Linked DNA regions of Homo sapiens: region 2 is linked to region 1. A link is a loop called in an ENCODE intact Hi-C map of the cell type or tissue named here. Cell type or tissue: CD4-positive, alpha-beta T cell. All regions are shown on one strand. Links, peaks and the distances in the headings refer to the core of each region. The heading gives the core; the rest is flanking DNA. Region 1 overlaps TENM1 (teneurin transmembrane protein 1). Region 2 has its middle 6.4 kb from the start of TEX13D.

The links. Hi-C counts contacts between places; a loop is a spot of excess contacts. Peaks named below come from ENCODE experiments on the same cell type or tissue, not always from the same donor. Only the 100,000 strongest peaks of a DNase experiment are listed, where the experiment ranks them.
Region 2: it touches region 1 in a loop (4-fold over the local background); 1 of 110 quality-filtered maps calls a loop at or near these places.

The regions. Positions count from the first base shown.
Region 1 is chrX:124,735,615-124,738,539 of GRCh38, forward strand. TENM1 (teneurin transmembrane protein 1) reads right to left here. Exons shown (of 35, transcript NM_001163278.2): 7 at 1,343-1,583. Among named protein-coding and RNA genes, the nearest start is that of SH2D1A, 390 kb to the left of the region's middle. In CD4-positive, alpha-beta T cell, for the core only: no CTCF peak of the experiment used is centred there; DNase peaks (open chromatin) are centred at 1,147 and 1,487; H3K4me3 peaks cover 1,147 bases.
Region 2 is chrX:124,337,607-124,340,531 of GRCh38, forward strand. No RefSeq gene overlaps it. Among named protein-coding and RNA genes, the nearest start is that of TEX13D, 6.4 kb to the left of the region's middle. In CD4-positive, alpha-beta T cell, for the core only: no CTCF peak of the experiment used is centred there; a DNase peak (open chromatin) is centred at 1,685.

The DNA.
Region 1 (2,925 bases), core at 125-2,624:
ATCAAAAAGACACCTGCATGCATGTGTTTATCACAGCACAATACACAAGAGCAAAATCATGGAATCAACCTAAGTGTCCATCAATGAATAATTGGATGAAGAAAATGTGGTATATATACACCATAGAGTACCACAGAGCCTTAAAAAAAAATCATGTTTTTTGCAGCAACATGGATAGAGCTGTAGGCCATTATTCAAAGTAAGCTAACTCAGTAACAGAAAATCAAATACCACATGTTCTCACTTATAACTGGGAGTTAAACAATGGCTATTCATGGACATAAAAATGGAAATGATAGACCCTTGGGACTCCAAAAAAGGGAGGATGGGCGGGGAGTGAGGGTTAGAAAATTACCTATTGGGTACAATGTTCACCCTTTAGGTGAGGGTACACTAGAAGCCCAAACCTCACCACTGCACAATATATCCATGTAACAAACATGCACATGTATCCCCGAATCTATAAAAATAAAACAAAAATAAAAGCTTCCATTGTAGAACTAAATAAGGCACACAAAAAAACAAGGGGAAGTCCTTGAATTTCAAAGAAAATAGAATCTATGTTTTATTAGTTAGTGTTTTTCTATGTCAATATAAAGTTGTAATGTTTGATTTAAGAAAGTGACTAGAAATGATGAATAATTTCTTTATTAATTGTATCTGGTGCTAAAATCTATCATGATCAAGGGACCTAGAACTGCAAAGAGTAGAACTTTTATCATGACAAAGCTCTGAGGAGTCAATCTAGAAATCTAAACATGTGAAGAAAAACAGAGGCAAACTTTTTTGCTCAAAAGACCAAAAGCTTCACCCTAAAGGCAGAATTTAGTTTTTAAACTTACACATATACTTCCATTACATGAGGCTGATCCTTTTTTTTTTTAATGTTTGAAGGCAACTTATTTTTTCAAAGAATCTTACAATAAATAAAATAGAAATGATCACTCCTCCTCCAGTTGTGTTTGGGTTTTCTTGTAATACTGCAGTTTTTTAAAACAAGGGACAATTGCCTTTCACTTTGAGGCTGCAGTGACAGCTTAGATAATTGCTTTGTTTTATGTTTTTGTGGATATGTGACAGCAGGGTGTTTATGTATCTGCGGCTTCATCTTTTCACGTGTATCTGCTTTGGTCTGTGGCTGTGGCTGGATCTAGATGTTTGTGTCTGTTTGCACATCTGCGCCTGTGAAGGAGTCTTCCTTTTTGCCCATGCATCTGGGTGTGTATCGGTTTGTGCATTTGTGTGTCTCTGCAGATGTGTGTGATGAAATGAGTTTCTGCAATCAGTAGAACCATCCTCTGCCAATACTTAAGTTTAGTGGGATCAATAATAGCTCAAGTACCTGGTCTCCAATGGTATGTTGCTGTTCAGGACCCAGCTGTTATGCAGATGGACTGAATCCTGCGTGCTGGTTGGGGGAGCTGGAGCAGCTGGGCTGGGCTGGCTGCGGGTAGTCATTGATCTCCTCTGAAGAGAGTCCGCTGCAGGGGGTGGCTTCCTGGCACAGGTGCAGGCATGAGGAGGCGGAGGTGGCGGTGGGAGGGGTCTGAAGGTGAACTGGTTGTGTGGGCTGCTCTGCACATCTAAAGAGGAGAGAAGAGAAACATAAAATAGAGACTTACTCTCCCACTTGGCAGTCAGGGAAACCAGCATGACAGACTTACCAGGATTTCAGATAATAAAACCTGTGGGGTGAGGGAGGTTGTTTTAAGTTCAGTCTATCTGTAAAAATGCCACTTAACTTACAAAAGCACGTGCAGCATGCTTATGAAATGTAAAACATTCACAGTTGCATTTACATGTAAATTCTTTAGGGCTATAGCAGCTAAAAAGTAAATGAGGCCGCCTCACACCATTTGTCATAGTTTCTGCTACTGAACAAATAAATCATCAACAAGACACCAAGTTACAGAACAGAAGTGAGCTGATTTCCATCAGTTGCAAAATTCTCACTTCAGAAAATGCTAGTAAAAGGCACAAATTTGTTGCAAGGAAAATCATTCGGCACTTCAAATAAAAATATAAGGCCACCTTCTGGCTTACCTCAGGAAAGGATGTGAGCTTGCCTATACGGGAGCAAATCCATATTTTAGAAAAACAGCTCACGAGTGTGTCGCTTGGCTGTGTGAAACTAATCTCTTTGTCAGCCCCCCAACTAGAGTGCTACTTGTAAAAGGTAGGCTAAAAGAAGTTTGTTCAAGTTGTTATACATATTTCCATGGTCATGCAAAGCACAGTCTGCAACTTTTTTCCTTTGCCACACCTTTCTAGGAGCTCTGCCATGTTAGCGGCAGCTTAGGCAGCAAGGAAACAGATTTTTTTTCTGCTCGTTTGCAGAGGGGCAGCCTGGGACAGCGGTCCTCAGGCTTCTATTGTTGCTATTGCTTGGTATTTTTCCATTGTTTTCCTGGCAGGCACACGTAAAGACAGTGAGTTAGAATTTGGCCCATGAGAAATACCTCAATTAAACCCCTTTAAAAAGAAATCACTATTGTAGCTGATAGCCACCTCTCTTCCACAGGAGAAACATAATAGATGTCAAGTGATTTCTTGTAACACCAGCACGTTCTGGATAAACTTTGTGGACAGCATGGCCTTGTCCCACCTCCCAAATGACTGAGAGTTGAAAAGCAGAAAAACGCCAGAGGCTTTCGATGCCTAGCAAAGGACTCAGCTGGTTTGTGCTGAGGCCCACTTTGCAGTGGCTGATCACAGAAAAAAAAAAAATCACTTCTTTCAATCTTTTTACTTCAAACTTGAATTTTAAAGACATTGGCATGGTTTTTTATTTTTAAAAACGATATTAGCCTCCCAAGAGCATGACAAATTCTTGGCTGTATTTTCTAGCACAGGTGGCTCTCCCTTTAAATAAACTCACTATATGAAAATCTGAATTGTACAAAAGATAGATAGAGAAGGGAGTGG
Region 2 (2,925 bases), core at 234-2,733, 400 kb before region 1:
ATGATACTCATGTGGGCTGATAGCTCCTTGGAATTTTGGGAAGATGGGATACAGATGAGACTTGGACATGTTTCAGCATAATCCATTTTCGTATACCAGCAGGTCATTCTAGATTTCACTATAGTTGTTTCTTTTATGGCTTCAAAATGGACTCTGTTGTTAATTGGCATGCTTTTAGGCCTTTATAAAAACAGACTCACCCTGTGTATAGCTTTTATATATTTTAATATGATTACACAGTCTTTCAGGGGCAACCTTTTTCAAAACAATATGAATCATTGAGGCTGTCAGATCACTACTCTCTTCCAGGCTGCATACATGCAAGAAAAGGCAGCAGGTTTCTGTGGCATAAACCTGGGCTTTGGAGACAGAGAAAACGAGTTCAACTACTTGATCTATTATTCAGTAGCTGTGTGACCCCAAAGAATTTACTGAATGTCTCTGAGCCCCACAAGTATTAGTTCCCTTTCTCTATCTTCAGGGTTCTGCTCTGGATCCTGTGGTCATGAGTGTATGAGATTATTAATCATAGTAAGAGCTACCATTAGAGTGCTTACTATGTGTTAGGTACTCTAAGGACATTGTCCCTTTTGATGACTGTAAGGTATTATAGGTACCCATATTAATAGTTTTCAAAGTGGGTACTATTGCCCCCAATTTACAGGTGTGGTAATACCCAAATTTGGGACTTAGTGAAGCCTGGCTTCAAAATGAAATTTTACTAGTTCCAATGTCTGTACTCTCCATCATATCACACCACCTAAGGTTTTACCCTTACTGAGGGATACATGTGCATTTTAACAGGGATCATAATACCTAAACCCAAAGAAATGACTGTGATGGAGGGAATTTGAGGTATAGTGGCAGTCTGGTGGTTGTGGAGCTGCTCTTTTAGAATATCTCAAATTTTGCCTGGGTGTGGTAGCTCAAGCCTATAATCCCAGCACTTTGGGAGGCCAAGGTGGGCAGATCACCTGAGGTCAGGAGTTCGAGACCAGCCTGACCAATATGGTGAAACCCCGTCTCTACTAAAAATAGAAAAATTAGCCGGGTGTAGTGGCATGTGCCTTTAGTCCCAGCTACTCAGGAGGCTGAGAGAGGAGAATTGCTGGAACCCGGGAGCTGGAGGTTGCAGTGAGCTGAGATCATGCTACCGCACTCTGGCCTGGGTAACAGAGCAAGACTCAGTCTCATAAAAAAAAAAAATTCCAAATTTTGGGATATGTGATCGATAACCCAGGCTGCCACTGAGTAGGGCCATTTATTGTCTTAGTCACCAAGACTGCAAAATAAGGGCAATGATTTAGGCAGTGGGCATGACTTGTGCTGATTCAGCAGACTGGACTTACGAAAAGTTTATATCTGAGTTTAGTATTAAGATAGGACACATCTTGACTGCTTACCTAAAGTCTGTCTGAATTATTCAGTTTTTGTTTTAAGTGAATAAGGTGGCAGCTGTATAAGTCCAATATACAGTATATATATATATATATTTTTTTTTTTTTCCAGTGAGGAAGGAGGGGAAAATTAGATTTTGAAAACTTCAGGCTCATGTTGCCAAACGGGGATGTTTTTTACATTATGGTGCTAAATCTACAACAGAATGGCAAAGAAACACATAACTTCCTTATCACATGCTTTGTAAAGACTCAACACGGAATGGTAGCGGCTGCTTCTTATGTGGTACAGGTGCTGCACAACACTCTTCAGTGGTTTCTTCACTTCTAGCATGTGATAGAGTCAGTGCATCCACTGGCACTAAAACTCACATACACTTAATGATACTCAACAGCCCTAGCCTGTGACCTTATGAGGTTGCTGTTGAACAGATTTTTCTCATTCTCTATACTGTTTATTCTTTGGTGTTTAAGAAAAGGGTTCAGAAATAGTGAAATAGACATAGTAAGTGTTGCTGCACTGGGTATTAATAATCCCAGGAGACCTAGCACAATTTTTTGAGCACAACTCCCTATTTGGTTCACTGTTGGAGGCACTCTCTTCAATGGACTTAAGAATTACTCTACTAGGTCAGATCCTGGTCCGTCTAGGCTAACTTCTCTGGGGCATAAAGCAATTGTGGAAAAGCACCATATCATCCTGAGTGATAATTTTAAAGGTAAGCAATGCCACTAGAAATCTCTAGCTTATTTTATTACTTTACACATCAAGTAAACAGCATTCATTCAAGGCAGGATTGTTATAAGCTGGGCAATATGCTTCACTCTGTGGAAGTGATCGTTATTACCCTCAGTGACCTTGTATTCTATTAGAAGAAATAAGGTAAATATGCACCAAACAGTTCGCAGTCTTTTCATCAATTGTTCCATCATATTTTTTTGCTTGTAGATGCCAGCTTTTAAAATATTCTGTATGCATGTCAAATGACATCAATTAATAAAAGATTGCTTGTTCATTTAAAATTAAGGAAACCTATATAACTATAAAGTTCTCTCATACAAATTCTTACCAAATATAATTCTAACCTAAAAGCAGCCACTTGCCATTTTTCATTTAGGATTTTGGTGAGGATTCAATGAATTCCATTATTATTATTATTACTATTATTATTATTATTATTACATGCAGCCTAATCCCAGCAAATGGACCATTTTACTAGGCTCTTTGTAAAATTGACAATACCTCAAAATCAATATTACCTTCTTAAAATTCTATGAACCTTGGGAACACAATTTCAGGAACAACCTCTGTAGAAAGCTAGTAGTTTTAATACATGTTAAATGCCAGTGAGTGCTAAAGGATTTTAGAGAAGTGCAGTATATACCATTTTGGGTTCCAAAGCTTCCATGATAGCCAGATGGTTCCGAATTGTGTCTGCAGTCTACAAAAAGGTTGCTAGGAAAATTGGCTTTGTTTTACTTCAAAATAATATGTGGTATTACAGCTTCACTTGAGACATTTTCCAGC